2 separate regions of the Mus musculus genome follow, and region 2 is linked to region 1. A link is a loop called in an ENCODE intact Hi-C map of the cell type or tissue named here. Cell type or tissue: heart. All regions are shown on one strand. Each heading gives the region's core, and the rest is flanking DNA. Links, peaks and the distances in the headings are about the cores only. Region 1 overlaps Disc1 (disrupted in schizophrenia 1). Region 2 overlaps Pcnx2 (pecanex homolog 2).

Region 1 (10,717 bases), core at 2,589-7,588:
AACTTTCTATGTTAGATTGGAAGGGTCTCACACTCACAGAGATCCACTTACCTCTGCCCCGTTATGCCCAGCCCCATTATTTTATTTATTTTGCACATCTAACTTGTGGGAGTTGGTTCTCTTCTTCCACCGCATGGGCTCTGGGCGTTGAACTCAGGCTTTCAGGCTTGGTGGCGAGCTCCTTTGTCTGCTGTGCCACCCTGGTGATCCAAGGATGGGAGTTTAGCTCAGTCTTTTCTTTAAATATAGCTTTATTTATTTTATTTGTTATTTTTTTGAAAGAGGCTCTGGCTATATACCCAAGGCTACTCTTGAACTCAGGAGTCTCCTGTCTTAGCCTCCTAAGAGTGGTAAACAATCACTCCTGGCTCAAAGATGACTTTATAGGAAACTTCGCATTTTTTTAGGATTTGATCATGAAGGTTATTTCTCACTAGAATGGATTCCAATATCTGTGGGGTTTTTTTAAAAAGTGGTTTTATAGTGATCCACACTTATAAATTGTCCAAGATGACCCGAGGGCATTAGAATAACCATACGACTTACTGTGTGACAGAGGGGGTTCTGTGCTTTCAAGGCCTGTGATTGGCTACAACTTGATAAGCAGTTTTTATTTATTTCTTTAAATTTAACATTTTGTGCTGTTAAAAAAGAATTGTCTTATGAGCATCAACTTCTCCAAAGTGCTAGGGATGTAGCTCAGTCCCTAGAGTGCTTGAAACCTTGGGTTTGATCCCTAGCACTGTATAAACTGAATATAGTGGTGCATTCCTATAATTCTATAACTTGGGGGATGGAGGCAGGAGGACTTGAGGTTTAATGTTATTCTTAGCTTCTCAGAGAGTCCCAGGTTGTCCTGGACTACAAAGAAACCCTTTCTGAAAAACCAGCTAGCCAACCAACCAATCAATAACCTGCTCTTTTAGAATCCCCCAAATTTGACAATTTTCTCCCAAATGATCATCATGATTTAAAAAAGTAACATCAGTTGTCCTTTCTGGGTGTGGGGCAGAGTTGTGACCACAGAGGCTGGTAACCTACAGCCCTGCCAGCTGGGAGGAGGAGGCGGTGATGGAAAGGTCTCTGGAGCTCTGGAGGAGAAACAGACAGGGGTGGGAAATAGCCCTCAGCCTTGAGTGGTCCAGATGCAGCTGGGCTTGGGTTGAGAAGAGATGTGGGATTATCGTGCTGAATTTCATGGTCTTTCTCCTGCTTTTACCTCTTTGGGTTTCCAGCAGAGACATTGAGACAGAGGTTGGAAGAACTGGAACAGGAGAAAGGCCGCCTGTCCTGGGCTCTGCCTTCACAGCAACCTGCTCTTCGCAGCTTCTTGGGTTACCTGGCAGCACAGATACAGGTGGCCTTGCATGGAGCCACCCAAAGGTGAGTACCCGTGGATGCCACCACAGTCCGTGCTTGGCTTCCTCTTCCCCACTGCCATGCAGTCAAGAGCTGGGAGGTCCTGGGGTGATTTTTCCTGGGGGGAATTCTTTGGATGTTGGAGAAGATAGGTCCATTTAGAGGGAGGCCTAGTTGAGTCCTCCTTCTTGAGAAAGAAGCCCATCAAAGTGATGGGAAAGACTAGACAAGCACAGGGCAGAGGACAAACACAGAGGTCCTCTGCCCTGGCTACCATCTGGTATCATCTGGAGGAACTCTGAAGTCTGAGCCCCAAATTAGCTGAGTCAGACGGTTTGACATGGGTCTAAAGCTGGGTACATCTGAATATTCTGAGACTCATTGCTCTGTGTCCCCTATCCCCTGGCCAAATAAAGCCCGAGAGGGAATAGGTACTTTTGTTGTTGTTGTTGTTGTTGTTGTTTTTGTGTTTTCACTTTTTGCTGTTGTGAGCACAATCAGGATTTAGGTAGGCATCTACATATGTAGGCTCAGATGCAGTCACGGCAACTGCATCTTGCTTCCCACTGCCAATTTACCTCAGCAATCACAGGATTGCATGGCCCGTTCCTGCTAGGTGCCCATGGCATTGCACATTTTATCTTTTATCTTTGTGTCTCCCTGGTACCGGTTTTGACAAGGAGGCCAACTTTCTCTTTTAGGGGTAGCGAGTGACGGAGCATGCAGTCTCACTGTGTCCTTCTGTAGAGATATATGCGTGTTGAGTAAACTCACACGCTGTCCTCACAGGGAGGAGCCCCATCTCCACACTTCTGTTATCTTATCTGATGGGAATCATCCTCTCAGTCCCCCTTCCTGCCTCACATGGAGGCCTTCCTAGCTGGAGGCCTTCCTAGCTGTCTCTTCTCTTCTTCTTGGTTTGTTTCTTGTCCTAGACTCCAGCTGCTCTTCCAATGTATCAAGTTTCTGTATCACAAATACTTGCAGGGTAGTTACTAAGTGTTTCCTAAGTAAGTCTCCTCTTTCTTCTTCTTCTTCTTCTTCTTCTTCTTCTTCTTCTTCTTCTTCTTCTTCTTCTTCTTCTTCTTCTTCTTCTTCTTCTTCTTCTTCTTCTTCTTCTTCTTCTTCCCCTTCCCCTTCCCCTTCCCCTTCCCCTTCCCCTTCCCCTTCCCCTTCCCCTTCCCCTTCCCCTCTTCCTCCTTCTCCTTCTTTTGTGAGACAAAGCCACAAGCCCAAGCTAGCCTTGAATTTACAATCCTCCTGCCTCAGTTTACCAAGTGCAGGGATTTTTGCTGTTACACTAATATGGGCATTAGCTTTATCAGCCTTCTTGCTTTGTTTTCTCCATAAGAGGTTTTTCAATTCCACTCTAATTGGCCCCTACTTCTGCTGCTACCCATCCCCCAACAGGTCAGCAGTGGCTTTCTGTTAAACTCTTGCTCCTCTTACTGTAAGCACCATGTCCAGGCTTCTAGTCTCCTCAGTTCTTAGATCTCTACTCACGGCTCTGTCCCTGGTGTCACTGTCCATCCTTGTTGCATCTGAGATCTCGTCTCTCTCTCCTTGTATTCTCACCTTGACATCCCTACCTCTGCAGGATCCTGCATTCTTTCTGGTGTGTCTCAGATACACGAATCCGGTTCACCTTGTAGGAATCCCAGCCCTCTGAGGGCTCCTCCCCAGCACTGACCTCTCTGTAGAGTGCTGACCCCAGGCTTCCTGTGGTCAGTAGTGCATGTATTAAATTCATCTTTTTACCAATACAGAGGTACTGTGGTTTCATCCTTGCCTTAGTAAACTTATTATTGGTGATGGTTGGTCTTGCCTGTCAACTCGACTGCATTAAGAGATGTCTTGGACTGGTGAGACACATTCAGGGGTCTGTGGAGGCATTTCCAGAGCTGATTGACACTTGGAATGACAGTGATTGGGAGAAGAAAGAAGGCTGAGGACAAAGATCATGTGCCTTCCCCAGCTTTCTGTGCATGTGCCGGGCGGCAGTTCTGCTGACTTTGGGCTCTAGCTTCTTTGGCCTTTTGACATGGATGCAATACCCACAGCTCTCCAGGGAGCTTCTGGGCTTCCAGCTCTGGTTTAATACTGCTGAGTTGTCCAGCTTCATGGGCTGAGCCGTGACTGTGTTCTCTGCCCCTGCAGCATGCAGGCAGCATAGTTGGATTAGCCAGTGCCTAGCGTGTAAGCCAATCTAATTCCTTCTTACAATACATGCATTCTTTTGGTTCTGTTCCTCTAGAAAACCCTGCCAAAGAAACTGCTCTAAATTTTATTTTGCCTGTGTATGTGTGCATATATATATGCATTTCCATATGTGCGTGTGCATGTGCATGGTGTATGTGTATGTACATGTGTGTATGTACGTGTGTGCATGCACGTGTACACGTGTGTGTATGCATGTGTACGTGTGTGTGCATGTATGTGTGTTTAGCCATGTGCATGCATATACATGTGTGTGTGTGTGTGTGTGTGTGTGTGTGTGTGTGTGTGTTTGTGCATACAGAGGCCCAAAGTTAACAGAGTGTCCTCCTTGATTGCTCTCTACCTTATTGAGGTGCGGCCTTTTGCTAAACCTGGATCTCACTGGTTTTTGTTAGTCTAGCCAGCCAAATCACCTGGGGATCACCCTATCTTCGTCTTCTGAGGGCAGGGATTACAAGGCCCTCTAGCCGGCCTGTCTTTTGTGTGGGTTCTGGGGTTTGAAGTTGGATCCCCATGCTTGTGCAGTAAGCACTTTATCCTCCGAGCTATCTTCCCAGACCCACCATCTTTAAAAAGGAGCCCTGCTAAACCTATTATCCCTGTCCTCATGCCTCCTCCTCCTCTTCTCCCGGGCTCCCTGTCTCATGGTTTCTACCTCCAGGCACCTCAGGAACACCCCAGGACTCCATCCTCCTACCCTCTAACTCATGGGTTGCTAGCTCTGGTCATCTCTGTCATCTTTCTGTCATTCTCTGTCACCTTTCCAGCCTCCAGCCACTGGAGGCTTCCTCTGCTCGCACTGCAGCAGCCTCTCACCTTGCTGGCTTCTCTAACTCCACTCTGGTATATCATCCATTTCCCCCAAAGCAGTCAGGAGGACCCTGCAGGAAGCAGTGGCTACTGGGCTTTCAGGATGACCTCACTCTCTGTGTGACCTTCAAAGCCTCTATGACCCCAGCCTTACCAGCGCTGACCTCTGACTAGTCAGCACCAGCACCAGCTACCCACACAGCAGAATGTTGCACAATTCTCCAATCTCCCGAGAATCCCGTTGCAGTCACTAATGGTTGCTCATCCTCCAAGACAGTAAAGCCAGCCCCGTGCCAACCCTCTGCCTGTCGGTCACATCTCACGGACTCTTCCTGGAGTATCCTGGGTGACTGTCTCTGTCCCAAGCCTTTGATCTACTGCCTTGAATATCCCTCATTGTGAAGGACAACTGTCCCCAGAGGAGGACTGCACCGTGTACCCCTCCAACTGACTTGGTGCGGGAGTTACATATGTATACACGTTTGTACCAGTTCACAAACATATGTGTGAACACAGGGTTGGGGGAGCTGGAGGGAGAACCTCCCTTCAGCCAGGCTTCCTTCTGATGCTACAACCCAGGGATAGAGGCTGGGTTTTTATCCCTTTAGTTATTTTTTATTCTTGGTTTTTCTTTTGTCAAGCTTACCTGTCCTGTTATTATGATAGCTAGAAATGACTTGACATCTGCGTCATTATCACATTCTTACAGAGCACGTGGGCACGGCTACATAGCTGCTAATTATTAAAGTCAGCCTTTGCTTGTGCCAGCTTCTCTGTGGCCTAAGTTTGCCTGTACTCACCAGGGTCAGCTGGACCCTCAGGACAGAAGTTCCTGCAGTCCTCATGATGACCACCAGGGGTCCCTGGACACAAACTTCTTCGGGGCTCAGCCCCGAGACCCCGGAAGAAGGCTGTTCTAAATGCTGGGGACTTTTCCTGCAGAAATAAAATAGTTTTGTCAACATGGCCAGCTTTCAACACAGATTAGTAACTCAAACAAGTTTCTTTTTATCTTTCTAGGATCAAGTGTTTCTTTGAGAATCTGATGAAAGCAATGCATGTTCCTGTATTCAAACTGCCAGGGTGTCTCTTGAGACCCTCAGATTTTGAGCCTCCCTGTCAATCTGGCCATGGGAGGAGGAGGTCTCTCAGCTTCTCGGGTTATGAAAGTAACCTCAGACTTTACCATCTACTTATTTTTATTGTCTCTTGGTTTTAAAATTACTGCTCAAATTCTCAAGTAAGCTTAACTACCCACCCCGAGAACTGTTTATATCAGCACTGAGGTCACTAGGGTTGGAGGGTCACTGAGTAGCTCTGACAGTTGAATCAGGTCCTCCCACTGTCTCTCAGGTGGAAATCTCTGTTGCTCAGTAAGGGGACTGGTCTCTGGGTGAGGTAAATGCCGCTCCTCTGTGCAAGGTGGCACAAGGTGGTTTTTAGCTTTTACAACAGTGATTATCAACTTGTCATGACTTCTTTGGGTTGGCTGAACCTTTCACAGAAGTCACTTATCAGATATTTACATTACTGTTCATAAAGTAGAAGAATTACAGTCATGAAGTAGCAAGGAAAGTAATGTTTTGGTCGGGGCTTGCCACAGTGCGAGGAGCTGTATTACAGGGTCGCAGCGTTAGGAAGTTTGAGAACTGCTGTTTTCCAGCCTGGCAATGCACTTTCCCCCTTTGTTACAATGTCCTGAGTGGATGTCACAGACACGGGGGCATTTCCACGTTTACCCCCGCATGGTCCTGTCACCATGCCATGTCAACAATAGGTCAGATTCTTAGCCTCGTCTGTCTGCTGTGGATCGTTACGCTGCTATCCTATTCTCTAGTGTCTTTGGTTGCTTCTCTAAACACAAGCTACTGAGATCCTTGCCTCAGGCCCAGCTATCAGGAGAACCCAAACTGGACAGCTATATACCCTGGAAAAACAACCCCCAACTCTTGAGGTGCCGGGGCTCTCTGACTTCTGATGGTGGTAGCAGGTCCGACTGCTTCCTCTTTGATCCAATCAGTGGGAAGGAAGTATGTCCACCCCTCACTCTGACCATGGGGAGGGCAGGAGGGGCTGAGGGCAGCAGCCCATGGTGGTGGTGGGGGCTCTGCATGTGCAACGGCTGGCGTAGGCACCTATCCCACAGACTTAGGGGGAAGGACTTCTAGGCCTGTTCTTGTCACCTCTCATTTCTGATTCAACCTCTTTGACACACCAGGGTTAGAAGGTCAACACTCAGTTGAAGGAAAATGTCCTCTTCTCAAAAGCTTTTGGCAGCTGTAGCAAGCAGTTGACTGGTAATCTCATCTCATTGATACCTTGTTCCCCCCCCCCCCCCCCACTGCATACCATGTGACTTCTCTCTGGCTCCTCAATAATATGGACACCACACTGGTTACTCTTGTCACCTAGCTGCACTTGTGTGTGCATGTGTGTGCGCGTGCATGTGCATGTGTGTGCACTTGTGTGTGCTTGTGCGTGTGTGTGTTCGAGAGTGTATACGCATGCAGAATATCTCTTATCAGCGACCCTTCTGAGAGGAGCAGCATCTGACAAAGATAAGAAACAAAGCACAGGAAGGCTCTCTCTACCCACTGAGACAGGACACTGGCACTGCCAAGATGCATCAGTGTGGCTCGTCTGCTCCCCTGGGACAGGACCTCAGGAGCAAGTGTGGGTGGCATGCACCGGCCTTTCCTCTCCTCTCTCTTGAGCATACAATTCTTTGATTTCTGGCAGACGCTGAGGCAGACTGCAGTGTTGCAGGGCACAGCGACCCTTGGATTGGAATGGGCACACAGGGCACGAGAGGGAGAATCGGCAGATGTTATTATCAGGGATTATGTAAAGACATTGCCCGTTCATTTCTCTGCCGTACTTTTCTCTGAGTCTCGCTATCGGATTTTACAGATAGGTCTCATCCCTTCAGCGATTGATGGGACAGAAACCAGATAGAAAGATTCAAGTTTTTGCACAACTGGGCAGGTCCTAGTGGAGACCCAAGTCTGAGAGTGGAAGCTTAGATCTCAGGCCCCCGGGTTCCCACCAGCATCAAGCATTAACATCCCTGAAACATAAAGGAAAGGCTGGGTAGCAGAGGGAGACTTTGGGGACCAGACACGGAAGATGGAAATGTATCCATGCTTCATAGCTGAGAGATGCGTTCTGAGGCCACCCCTGGCTCTCCGTGGATCACTTCTGTCCCAGGGGTAGGAGCACGAGAGACAGACAGGAATGTTGTTTGGAGTACAGGGCTTCTCTTGTGGGTTAGGTGATGGGTGGAGTTAGGTGCCATGCAGTCCCCAGCTATGCTCCCGTAGCTTCCCTCCGCAGCTGGTATTTCAGTTCTGCGCTGACTTCCTACAACAGCTCCCACCTCAACCCAGATGGCATCAGTTCAAGGAATTTGAGGAACACTCATACCAGCATACGCCAGGCAAGCTGAGAAATAACTGAAGGGAAGAAATGAGCTACTACAGCAGGAGACGGGATGGGATGACTTCCCAGTTTTAAGGCTGTGGGTTCATTAAGCCATCCAGCAGGTATTTGCTGAGTCCTGACTCACTGGGGACATCAGCACAAGAGGAGCTCTGTCTTCCTCTGACACTCACAGTCAAGTCTGAAGAGCCCGTGGCAGCTTGGAGCCCGGAGGAAACCTCTGCTCTCTTTCTGCTGGAAGACGGGGTGTCTTAGGATCATGTCACACAGAAGAGGCTCACTGTGTTGCAGTCTTCATATCCATGTTTATCCTGTGTAGGACTGCGCCCACCACACAGGTTCAACGTTCACTTTACTGGTGCCTGTGATAGGACGTTGGAGGTCTCTGGCAACCACCCAAGGACAGGGTGCCTTCCCCAGGCAGTCCAGTGTGAGGAGGCTGTGAGGTTCAGAGGGTTGGATTAGTTCAAAGACAGAGAAGGGCAAAGCTAAGTTCTTACGGTAGCCTTGACCTCTGTGAACTGTGTTCTGCCTGTGCCTTCCTGGGAAGAGCCCTGCAGAGGACTTTCCCATGGAGGAGGGTGGGATGTGGCTGAAGGGGGTGAACAAGGAGAAAGAGGAGGGGAACCCAGGGCTTCATTCATGCCAGGCGACCACTTTCCCTGGCCCCATGTGGGGTTTCTAAATTAGATTGTATTTTATGCTTCCAGTATAGTTTAGTTTGGACTGACTATGTGTCAGGTGTTCATAGCCAGGGTGGCTATGGGCTAGGGCATATGGAAATACAGGCTTGATAGATGCAACTTGGATGGAGGAAAAAAAAAAGCCCCAACAGATCCTAGTTGAAACAGAAATGTACATTAGGGGCTCCATCCCTGTGAGCACCCGGATGAGACAAGCTTTGTGCAGTCTCTAAGTACATGTCGACCTGAGCTCATCTGTTTCTCCACACCTGTACCAATGCATGTCTGTTACTTGAAGGGCCGGCAGCGATGATCCAGAAGCCCCACTTGAAGGACAGCTGAGGACTACCGCCCAGGATAGCCTGCCTGCATCCATCACCAGGAGGGACTGGCTTATTCGAGAGAAACAGCGATTGCAGGTGAGTGGAATAGAATCTTCCAGAAAGGGAGTGGGCCCTCTCTTACCCATGTAAGTCAGATGCAGTGAGGGGGCCTCTGCTTCACTGCAGTGCAAGGACTCAAAGCGGAGGCGGTAGAGCGGCCACTCCTTTGCACAGGACTGGGTTGCAGTTGCATAGATGGGAGTCAGGATCTTTGGTTCTGCTCTCTGTGGCCGCTGGTGTGTCTGGGAATCTCTGTGGCCGCTGGTGTGTCTGGGAATCTCTGTGGCCGCTGGTGTGTCTGGGAATCTCTGTGGCCGCTGGTGTGTCTGGGAATCTCTGTGGCCGCTGGTGTGCTAGGAATGCTTTGTGGGAATCCCTACCATGGTGGACTCTGGGAAACCACTGTGAAGAGACATGGTTTTGAGTCTAGCCCGGGTGTGAGGCTGCATCTGTAATGACCAGCAGATATGTGGAGGCCATGCTTGGCTCACAGCAGTGGTGACATCTGGCCAGGAAGTGCCCAGGGTTAGAACTCTAAATGAGGCTCCAAGGTGAGAGAGCAGAGGCAGGAAAGGGGTCTGGAAGTTTTCTAAGTAGACCCCGGGCAGGGACTGAGAAGCAGCCAGGGGTCGGGGTTGGGGGTAGGGGGCTGGGACTGCTGAGCCTGCAGCCTGGAGCAGGAACTGGGAGTCTGTGAAGCACCAGGCAGCAGCACCAGGGATTCATGGGAAGAGCCTAAATGGACAGAGTGGAAAATCCATCCAGTGTGATTCTTAACATCAACTTTGGGCCTCCACGTGCACACATACCCACGTGCTCCCACGTGCTCTCACGTGCCTGCGGACATAGACACACCACACTCCCATGAAAGTGGAAAAAAAATTAATAGAAGAATGAGATGTTTTGTTGTCATGGAAAACAGTCTTGCAGTTCCTCAAACATTTGAAAATGGAGTTCTTCATACCCAGCACCCAGTCCCGCTCATCGTTGATACACACCTGAAAAGAAAGTGCTGTCTAGACAAGACATCTAGTCACTATAACTGATGACAGCCCAAGAGGCCATGGCTGGATAGACAAGCAAAGTGTGTTGTGGATGCACTTTGTGGTCTGTGACTAGGCTTACAAAAGGCACTGTACTACCGGGCACAGTGTGGGTGAATGTGGAGGGCATTGTGTTTGCTGCATGAGACAGTCATGGAAGAGAGATACTGTAATATTCTACTTAGATTCCCAGAGTAGGAAAGGAGATTGGGGTGCGGTGGGGAGTGGGTGGGGTAAGGAATGGGGGTGAGGATCGGGTGGCAGGGGACGGAGAATTAGTGTTTAATGGGGATAGAGTCTTGTGGTTGGATGGCGAGATTGCTCGCATGGTTTGTGTGTGTCTGACATCACTGAACTGAGCATGTGTGGTGGCAGAGACGCTAATTCTTATGCCTCTTTTACTATAGTTTAGGGTGACCTGAGCTTGTCTTCCTAGTATGGGGAGGCTGAGGCAAAAGTATTGCTGTAGGTTCAAGCCTGGGCTGCAAGATGAGTCCTGGGCTAGCTCTGACTGCTAAAAAAAACGAGAGAGAGAGAGAGAGAGAGAGAGAGAGAGAGAGAGCGAGCTGTGGATCTCAAGGGCAGACAGAGCAGCCAAGCCTTGTTGAACACAGCCTGCAGGCGAGCCGGAAGTTCTGGGTGGGAGTGTTGGAGCTCATCTCTCTCCTCTGGGACTGCAGGTGGGTGCAGGAGGTAGAAGCTGTGGAGAATCTGCTCCGTGGGTGGAGAGAACATTCGGGAGATAGGGGAGATATCAGGAATTAAGCTGTGCTCTTATCAGCTA
Region 2 (10,717 bases), core at 3,819-8,818, 740 kb after region 1:
CAAAAACTAAAGTGGAGAATGACTGACAAACTACAGCAGATGTTGACCTCTGGCCTTTGCACACATGAGCACGCATGTGCACCAACACTTGTATGTGTGCTTATGTTTGTGTATGTGCACTTGAATGTGTACCTCTTTGTGTGCTCATGTGTGTGTGCATATGTGTGTGTGAACTCACGTGTGTGTGTATGTGTGTCTGTTTGTATTTGTGTGTGTTTTAGTTTTTTAGAGTCTGGCAAATCTAGACAAACTTAAAGATGATGCAGGAAGTGGAGGAGGTAGGTGACCAACAGTGAGATCACCAGGAGGTGACCCGATGAGGAACTAGAGTTTACAACAGAAGTCCAAGCAGATGGTGGGGTGTCCACCAACAGCCATCTCTGCTGTCTGGGACCCCAACATTCAGGTGAACTGAATCTACCCTACAGTCAGCTCTCCCACCCAAGGGGCTGCATAGAAGACTGCCTGCCTCAGGCTGGGGGTGGGGTGACAGGGACCTGAGGCTCTGAGGCTTCAGGACCACCAGTCCCCTCTTCCGGCCCCTGCTGTTTTGCATCCCTCAGTCACACTACATGGATGCTCCAAATCCCTCAGAGAATTTACCTTAAAGCATCTCCGCACACCCAGCCGAAACAAAAGTACACTTTAATCTGGAAGAGTGGAGCTTTGATGTGTGTCTCAAAGAACTCACACAGATCAAAGTCCAAAGCAAGAGAGACATTAAAACAAAACAAAACAAAAAACCACCACCACAAACAACAACAACAACAACAAAACCCTAAAAACATGTCAGCCTGTGCTAGAACCCACATGCTGACAGCACACATACACACACACACACTCACTCACACACACAATCACACACACTTACTCATACACACTCACACACGCACTCACACACACTCACACACATTCACATACACACTCACACACACACTCACTCTCACACGTACACAGTCACACACGCATTCACACACACTCACACACACTCACACACATGCACACACACCCTGGGTGATTTTGGGAATTGTAATATACAACTTTAAGGACAGTGACTGATGTCCAAAAACCCGGTTGTGTTCAGCATGACACAGACACTGGCTCGCTGGTTTATAGACCCTTGCAGAGCCCTGGGCGAGAGCAGGCTCTCACCTTCTTGGCAGAACTTGTTAACTTAGCTCAAGGACCAGGAAGTTATCCTGCACATAAAATGCTGATGCACACACAAGGCATAGAAAAGGAAAACCATCCTGCCCTTAGAACAATATTCAGGAGCTGCTGGGCAGGGGATACAGTAGAACTCCAAGTAGACACCTGAGACTGTCCTCCAGACTCCAAACACACGTGTGTACTTGCATACATACATGTACATGTGTACCTGCATCCACATATACATCCACTGATATGAACATGTATGTGCATGCCTGTGCCTGTGCATGCATGCACCACACACACATAAACTCACACTTACACACATACATGCACACACGCACATACACACACATCCACGCACGCACACACATTATTGAGAAGATCCAGGGCTTCTACAACAACCACGAACAGCAACACTGGCACACACATACCCGTGGTGTTTCTGACTGCGTCCTCCGAGCTACCATGAGTAACAGCTGCTGTTGAAGGGCGCTGACTGCAGGGTCCCCTGAGGATGGATCTGGACTTCCTGTAGCGGTGCTGCTGGAGGAGCTGAGAAGAATCCCTCTGAGAACAGGGAAGATAGCCCTGTGTTGACCAGCTTGCATTAGAACACATCTATTTATTACACAGAAACCCAAGGAGACAGGGATGTGCGGCACAGGAAGGGATGGACTGGGTCCTGATCCTTATGTCTCAATAAAGAGTTTACCATTCTGCGTGTGAGGTGTGAGGCAGGTTACAGGTGCAAAGCCTACAGCCCTCGGCCCAGACACAGGTGGTGCTCAGCTCTGATTTTCTGTACACTAATGTGACTACAGCGACCACTACGGGTAGACTTGGAAGTTCGCAGGCCCCAACCAGAAGAAGCAGGAATGAGAACCCGTGTAATGATGACATTAATTGCGAATTTGGCAGGTTACAGAACTGCCTAAGAGACAAGCCTCTCGGGAGGTCGGAGAGGAAGTTTCCAGATTGGGGTGATGGAGGCAGGCAGACCTGCCCGGAACAGTGTGTGATCCTTAACGCCTTGGACTAAATAAATAAAGAGGTGGGATGACCATAACACTCTCTGCTTCCCAGCCACACCCACCTTACCATGATGGAGCTCACCCTCAACCTGTGAGCCAGGGAAACCCCTTCCTTCCTCCAGTTGCCTTTGCTGGGGTTTGATCACAGTAATGGGAAAAGGAATTACGTCATTCTGCTGGATCCCGAACCCCAGCACTCTGTCGGCATCACCCCAAACACCCTAAAGCAAGAGAGCACACTTACATACAAGAAGATGCTTCTGGTAGCCAGACACGGTCCTTGGAAAAGTGGCCTTTGTCAAACAGCTTAAGTGTCTGTCTTAAATCATACATGGGTTGACGAGACTTAATGCAGCTCTTTGAATAACTGCAGTACTGGCTCTTTTAGCTTTTAAAGTAATTATTATTTATATGTGCGTGTATGCATGTATGTATGTATGCATATGTGTGTGTGTGTGTGTGTATACTCATGTGCCTGTTTATGTGCACAAGCACTGTGTGTGTGCAGTACCCAGTGAGGCCAGAAGAGGATGGCTGATCCCCCGGAGCTACAGGCAGTTGTGGACGGTCTGATATGGATGCCAGGAACTGTACGCGGATCCTTGGCAAGAGCTGTAAGTGCTCTGACTGGATGAGCCATCTTCACTTCAGGCCTCAGTCCTTGCTTCAGCTCAGAAAGCAAAAACTCAGGCACACTCCATGTGGCTTCTCGGCAAGCTGCTTACACGCTTAGGAGACACCTATTGGTCTGCTTAGCTCGGGGTTGTTCTAAGGGAACTCCTACTAACATAGCCCCACTTTACCCAAACAGCTAAGACTGCATGCTAACCCAGGTGTGTCAGGGATGCGAGAGAGACTCTATCCATCCTTGGCCCTAGTAAAAAGACTGGTCCCATCATCCATTCGTCCAGCCAGTACTTGGCTTGGACTGGATATAAAACAAAGTTCTAAGGAGTCACCTAGGGACAGGGAAGTTTATGAACAAGCTTTTCTAATTCTTATAAAATAAAATAAAAGCAATGGGCTGACTTTCTCTGGCTTTTAGATGATAATGACTAAAGCACCTTTAGTTACTAGCAGCCACTTTGCCCCCGTGAGATACAGATCAGAGGAACACAGAGCCGAGGGACCCGCTAGGTCCTTGAACATAGAGAGCACTGAGCCTCTGGATTAACTCACAAGGGACCCAGCAAACTCAGAAGCAACTTGTCTCCTGTGTGTGAGGTGTGTGTGTGTGTGTGTGTGCATGCTCTCACACTTATTCACACGTGTGTGCATTCATGTGGAAGCAGAGGTCAACCCTGGGTGTTCGTCTTCAGGTGACACCCACCTTCATTATTTTATTAGTGGAGGAACCCCACATTTGCCTTCTGTATTTCTGAGAGTTGCAGGGAGAGGACTCAAGCCTCCAACTGCATGATGAGCTCTGTCAGCCATCTTGCCGGCCCCTTTCCGACATACTTTTTGAGACAAGGTCCCTCACTTTTGACCTGAAACTTGGCAGTCCATCTAGGCTAGCTGGCTGGCCAGCCCCATGCTCTACCGTCCCCAGTGCTGTCACTATGCCCAGCTTTTCTATGTGAATTTAGGGGCAGGATTCAGACTGTGCGGCTGGTGGTTATGGGCTAGCCATCTCCCCAGCCAAAATGCCTTACTTTCCAAGACAACGTGTTTCGTTCTGAGTTGAGACTTCGGTAGCCTGCAGTGCAGATTGTGTTGATAGAGGGAAGCGGTGTGTCAGCAATGTGTACTGACCTCTAACCTCTACTGCTCACTATACTCCCACGACCCTTCCCTTCTCATCTCCTGACTTCTGTGTTCATTTAGTTTCCCTCTCTCCCTCTCCCTCTCTCCCTCTCTCCATTCCTCTCTCTGTCTCTCTGTCACAAACACACACACACGAATCTTCTATTCTTGTATGACGGAATTTGTGACTAGAGATGATTCAATGAAGCCTTTCTTACAAAGAACCATGCCAGGTGCAGACCGGGTAAGAGAATGTGACAGAACCCCAAAACTCTGAACCCGTGTTTCTGATCTGGGAATGAAACTCAGACAGGATAAGAAGATATGACAGAACCCCCAAACTCCAAACCTGCATTCATGGTTTGGGGATGAAACTCAGTTCATCTGCCAGAGCAGAGTGTGCTGACCCGTTTCTTACAGTCTGGAACTCAAATAGGCCCCTCAAAGACTCATGTGTTTGGACACTCGCTCTCCACCTGGTGGCGCTGTTTTTGAGGGGCTGTGAAACCTTTGGGAGGTGGAGCCTTTGCTGGAGGAAGTGAGACCCTGGGGGTGGTGGAATGTGAAGGTTATAGTCCAGGCCTGCTCGCCATTCAGTCTGTTTCCTGGCCTACTAGAAAGTGAAGAACGCTTCTGTATTGTCTACCCTAACATGATGGACGGTGGTTCCCTCTGATACCACGAGGTGGAATCAATCCTCCCCCTGTCAACTCTCTGCTGTCAGGTTCTTGGTCACAGCCGTGAGAACGGCTCACTAGCACACTATGTTCTCCGGAATGTCTGCTCCCTTGTGAGCGCTCTCCCTGCTGATCAGCTCACCACACCTCCCACTGATGGAGTGGCCCGCCGGATTTATCAGGACAGCTTTTCACTTCGACTCTGTTTACATGGACAGCACTGAGTGACGCTGCTCTGGAACCTTGTAGTGAGATAAGATCAAAATGGGGGCTCCTTGATTGGATAGGACAGAGACTCGGAAGTTTGCTGTGTGAGAACTGCATGGAAGCCAAGAAACTAACTAGGCTACGTTTCAGGTGAGAGAGGTCAGGCTGACATACGGGCAGGAAAGGGGACCACACCACACATGGGGGAGCTAGAGGTATATGGATCTTCTACTGCTGACTGCTACAGAAGGTGCTAGAAACAGCTCTTCTAGATACACACCTGCTGATGCTTCCTGCCAAGATGTGGTACTCTAAGGAGGGACTACTTCTGGGCTCGGTTCCTGCACATTAGCAAGCATGCTTCTAATTGCAAAATACTATGTCATAAACAGGAATGGATCCAAACCAGTGCTGTACTGCTGACTGCCTCGGCTTAAAGCACATGGCTTGGCCACCTTGGTTCTATGCCCGAGAGAGAGAGAGACAGGCGTTTCCTTCCTAGGGGTGTAGGAACTAGAACGGACTGAACAGAACGTCCTGATGGAGCCTCTACGTCAGGCACAAGTAAGTAAGAGGTTCTGGTCTCGCTGTTGCGTCTTGATGAGGAACTTGGCCTGAGTCTCCCTGTTAGGTAGCAAGATGGCTGCCAGCCTTCCCATAGATAATGCCTTGGCTCCGACTGCAATGGTGAAGAAGGTCCAGCATTCATTCATCATTATCTAACAAAGACTCAAACAACAGATCAGCTTCCCTCTCAAGGAACTATTTTCACTAGATGTGGCTGGGCCCTTATCACAAGCACACACTGTCACCTCTGCTGGCTCCTGGGCAGCCTGGAGGGACAAGCCTGTGATTAGCAAGACTGTACCTCAAATGGAGCTGCTCCTCCAGGGCCTATCCTCTTCCTCTAGGCTGTGGCGGCTACAGCATTAAAGGATCATGAGACCAGTGCTCTCTGCTGCATTAATAAACATTTATTCCAGGACTGTTTATTAGGGATGTCAAGGGACGTTCCCACCTCCTCTGAAACATCTGAGGGATGGAGAGAGCCCACTCTCTGGAATGACCTTCTCAGTGACACCACCAGGTCTCCATCAGCCTGAGGCTGGGTTGGTCTCAGGTCAACTAGTTCTCCTCAGGGTCAAAGCAGAGGCTGGAGCACTCAGAGAAACATGAGGGGGGAGGTTGGTGGTGTAGGGGTGACAAGAACGAACCAGCCCCGGAAGGGAACAAAGAGGCTGAAGCTGAGCTGGGCCCTGGTGGCTCCAACCTGGAATTCCAGCATTTGGGTGACTAAGGCAGGGGGATAGCTGGAAGTCTGAGGCTAATCTGGGTTACACAGTATGAGGCTCTGTTCCAAATTGGCATCTCTGCTGGGCTGGGTGGGACAGGGCTGGGTCTGGGGTAAACGGAAAGTGGTTAGAGTCCCTGTGTTCCTAACGTTGTCCTACCCATCTGGGGAAGCTGCAAGAACAATCCAAGGCCAGTGCTGCTTTCTCCCAGTGACAGAGAAAGTATCGCCGGAAATTCCTTATCCTCACCAGATTGTAAAACAAGTGTTTTCTGCCCCCCTGGAGACCTTATCTTTTCTGCCTGTCCTTCCCAAGGCTCCCGACTCAACTGTGGGATGGGTGGGAAGGGGGTGGGGAGGGATGCCTTAGGACAGAAGTTAGTGTAACAGGCTCACTGGCTGTAGAGGACACTAAAGGACATCAGCCTGATGGGGGATGGGAGGGAGGTTTCTAACAGGGAGAGGGCTTTGATGTGGGATCAACTCCCCTTTCATAAGACAGCACAAATAAAGGGAAGCCTCTGAGAGGCTGCAGAGGGAAATCAAGTGGATGGAGAGTGCCCTCATGTGGCAGCCGGGGGTGTGTGCAGCCACAAAGCCTCAGCTTCCGCTTGGAATTTTATTCCTGGAACTCTGGGGCCTGGAGAGAAATAGCACCTCTTAACCACGTGTCTGAGTGAGACCCCGGGATGAGGACCAGTCCAGGACGAGGAGAGATCAACAAAGACTGAGAAACCACACCTCAGAGAGGGTGTGGGAGAAACCACAGGAAGGCCTGCTCCGGGACCATCCCCCCACCCCCACCCCCCTCTGTGTGATCAAAGCCGGCAAGAATTTCCAAGTCTCTAACCCTGATGCAGCAAACACTTATCTTCAAACCAACAGTGACACCGCTCTTTGCTTGAGGATAAATATCCTCAAAGAGAGCTGTCAAAAGGGCAGCTGGTGGGGTTCACTGAGGAGCCCCACATCTCCCTGTTCTGAGCACCCATCAGTCTCACCACAGCTGTCCCCACCCCTGTCTTTCCAAACTCAAGGTCTTCACTTCCTTGGAATAAAGCAAAAAAAACAAAACAAAAAAAAAAAAAACAAAAAACAAAAAACAAAAAAAAAACAAAAAACAAAAACAAAAAAACAAAAACAAAAACAAAAACAAAAAAACGGGTGATTATTTCTGGAATGTCTCTGTCTGCTTCCCATCTTCGGAAGCCAGGTGCAGCTACGGTCTGAGGAGACGGCTCAGTCGATACAGCGCTTGCCACACACACACAAGACCCTGAGTGTGAGGCCCAGAACCCACATACAAAAGTCAGGAGTGGTGTGTCAGCACTCAGGAGGCAGAGGGAGGTGGATCGGTGGCACACACTGGCCGGGAAGCCCAGCCTACTTGGTGAGGCTCAGGTCTCAAAAAAGGAAATACAAGGTGGATGGCCCATGAGAGGTGATGTGGGAGCAGTGTTAACTTCAAGGTTTGGGTCTGTCAAAGGAGAACATTTGTAGACAAATTTTCATGGGACGAAGAGCAGAAGCTCTCACTCTAGCTTAGTGGTGCATGGCAGTCAGCCCAGAAACTGGAAACAGAGGCAGGGAGAATCAAAGTTCAAGACCATCCTGGGCTGCATGTCTCAAAAACCAAACAAAACCAAGCAAAAACCAAGCAAAGGCTCAGCCGATGAAGTGCCTGCCCTGCAAGTTTGGGGACCCGGGTTCTGATCCCAGAACCCACACAGTGAAGTTTGTTGAGGTGAGCTTGTAATCCCAACACTCAGGAGACAGAGACAGGCGTGTGTTCCTGGGGCTCATCACCAGCCTGGCCTGCTAGGAGAACTCCAGGCCAATGAGAAACTCTGTCTCAAGTGAGATTTAAAGTTCCCTTCTGGCCTATATATGCACTGCACATGCACATGTGTGCATGTGTACACACACACACACACACACCACACACATGCACGCGCACACGTGTGCACACACATACACTCATGCATGGGGTGGAGAGTGAAATTTTAGTTACAAAGCCTATAAAGGAGTAGTGGATGTCTGACGTGCAGTGAGAATCATTTCAACCCTGAAGATTTGTTAGCCTTTCAGGCAACTTCTTCCATTTCCTGGGCTGATGACCTGCGTCCAGATCAGTTTTCAGGCAGATCAGCTCACTTTGGGCTCTGAACTAGTAAATCAGTCCTGTGTTCTGGTCAGTTAAACACAAAGCGGATTTACTGTCAGGCAGGATTTCCCAGCAGCCCCCGGAGATGCTGTGATTCAGGTTTCTGGGGAGAGCAGAGCAGTCAGATATCCTTCCCAGAGGCGCCTGCTTGAAGAACAGCTAGCGTGTGACTCAGGGTGCTCTGTGAGCCTCTGCGGTGGTGGTGGTGGGGGGGAGGGGGGCTGGTCTCACAGTGTTTGAGGGAGCCAGGAAGGGAAATGAACTTCCTCTCTCAGCTTCCTCCAGGAATTCCCAAAGAGACACGGAAGTTACATGGTTCACAAGTCCCCATTCAGAGCAGAGCATCTGGGACATAAAACAGTTACGTGAAGACCAGGCCTCACAATGGCTGAGAGAGTCACCTTCCAGCCAGTAATGGGATCCAGCAGTTTTACAAGCTAGTTGGAGGTACTCCCAGCCACTGAGGCCACCTTAGAGGGAAAGAGCTGTTTTTCTTCCAGTACCTTCTATGGTGTGCTCATGGAGTCCTAACCAGGCTCCCTTCCAATCTCAAAGTCAATATCTGCATTTGCTGTGGGTGGGAGGCTTCAGAACTTAACAGCCTTAAGAGCTAGAGACAGAAGTGACAGAAGTACACACGCCAAAGCTGCCTTAGGTGCCAAGGTGTTGGATCACAGGCTGCTAGGGGGACACCATGCTCTTAGATGCCCACTTCACAATCAGGTACAGTGCACCTGCTGAGAACGGGCTTCCTCCTGGCCAGATGCCAGGAAATGCCAAGGGTTGACTGCCAGGAAAGGTAAGCATAACTTTGTCCTTCTTTTCTAGGCAGAAGAAACCTGACACCGTGGAGTGACCTCCACAGAGAGCACTGTCCTGAATGCTGTACAAGAGTGTGTTTGCATGCATGTGTGCATATGTGTGCATGTGTGTACACATGTGTGCATTCATGTGTTTACATGTGTGTATACACACATGTGTGCATGTATGTGCATTCATGTGAGTATGCATGCATGCATATGTATATGTGCTTGTGTGTGCATGTGTGTACACATGTATGTCTTCATTCACGTGTGAATACATGTGTGTGTGCATGTGTGTGTGTAAAGAAAGTAGAGTATATTTATTCAGAGGAAACAAACAAAAGCAAAGCTCATGACTTTACTATGGGATAAAATAAGAGGCTTCCATTTGTTCTGAATTTAGCAGAAGAATATACCACCCTGCCTCTGGGAGGAGGATGTGGCAGTTCCAGGTCTGTGTCCTCCTGCCATTGAAGGCATCGTCTGAGAAAGCCGCTGTCCTAGATGACACTCATAAACTGCAGTCATGGCATGCACTAACTCGAGTTGAGTGGTGGATGCACACCTTTCCTTTTGAGTGTCTGCTTGCTTGTCTCTGGCTGGGGAAGCCCACTCTGATTGGTGCACATGCACATGAGACGGGAGGAGGTAAACACAGACTGTCTCTGCAGGACAGACTGGGTTTGAGTAGAGTGGGAAGGATGGGGCGGCGGGGAGGAAAGACCTCCAGGCACTGACATTTTCGACCAGGTGAGGATTGGTGATAGGGTCATAACATCAACCAGAGAACATTTCAGAGGTGGCTACATGACAAGGAAAATAGTGTCCTTTCTTTTAGGCTCCCTGAAAATCCCAACACACCTGTGGAAAAAAAAATATCTCAGGACTCCAGAAGCCGAGACCACAGGAGTTAGATCTTGTTTTGTTTGAGACCAGGTCTCATGTAGCTCAGGCTGTCTTCAGCATTTCTCTGCAGCTAAGGGTAGCCTTGGACTTCAGATCCTCTCGCCTCTACTACCCCCCAAGGGCTAGGATTATAGGATTACAGGATCACAGCATGCTCTGTTTATGCAGCACTGAAGATAAATGGAGGGCTTCAACTCAGTCTTACCGGTGGAGTCACACCCCCAGGTTCTTAAAACACCATTTATAGTCTCCATGTGGGTAGCCCACGACATGCCAATTACGCCACAGTAGTCCCTGTAATTCTTCAAACACACTCCACATAACAAATTTACCTCCACATTTACAGCAAGCAACGGAGGCTCACTCATTCAGATGCCGGCCATACAGAGTCTCTAAGTCCAGGGAACCTCAGACCTACTTCACAGCTGGCGAGCTGAGCTGAACAGCTAAGCTAGCCTTGTGCACTTTGGGGTGGGTGTTCAGCAATTCAGGCTGGTTCATTACCAGTGGAACTCACACAACTAGGGACTAGGTGCTGTTCAACACAGTTTCAATGAAACAGAAAAGACGCCTAGTTCAGCTACCTGTAGCGCAGCCTGCAAACCAGAAGCACCCACATTTCCAGTGTGCCTTGGGGGCAGACACTACACCTACCTCTGGAAAGCTGAGTTCTCAAGCCGCTGGGCTCATGTTCCCTCATACAGGTCCCCTCCCTGTCATCCTGTTCATCTTCTGCCAAG

Evidence for each region. Peaks named below come from ENCODE experiments on the same cell type or tissue, not always from the same donor. Only the 100,000 strongest peaks of a DNase experiment are listed, where the experiment ranks them.
Region 2: a loop joins it to region 1, with 7 times the contacts of the local background. A loop is called at or near these places in 10 of 42 quality-filtered maps.

What each region holds. Positions count from the first base shown.
Region 1 is chr8:125,123,258-125,133,974 of GRCm38, forward strand. Disc1 (disrupted in schizophrenia 1) reads left to right here. Exons shown (of 13, transcript NM_174854.2): 4 at 1,236-1,383; 5 at 8,806-8,926. Among named protein-coding and RNA genes, the nearest start is that of Disc1, 74 kb to the left of the region's middle. In heart, for the core only: a CTCF peak has its summit at 5,232 (motif pointing right); no DNase peak of the experiment used is centred there; H3K27ac peaks cover 1,363 bases.
Region 2 is chr8:125,864,340-125,875,056 of GRCm38, forward strand. It overlaps Pcnx2 (pecanex homolog 2), which reads right to left. Exons shown (of 34, transcript NM_175561.4): 9 at 1,584-1,719. Among named protein-coding and RNA genes, the nearest start is that of Gm46061, 18 kb to the left of the region's middle. In heart, for the core only: no CTCF peak of the experiment used is centred there; no DNase peak of the experiment used is centred there; H3K4me3 peaks cover 656 bases; H3K27ac peaks cover 3,397 bases.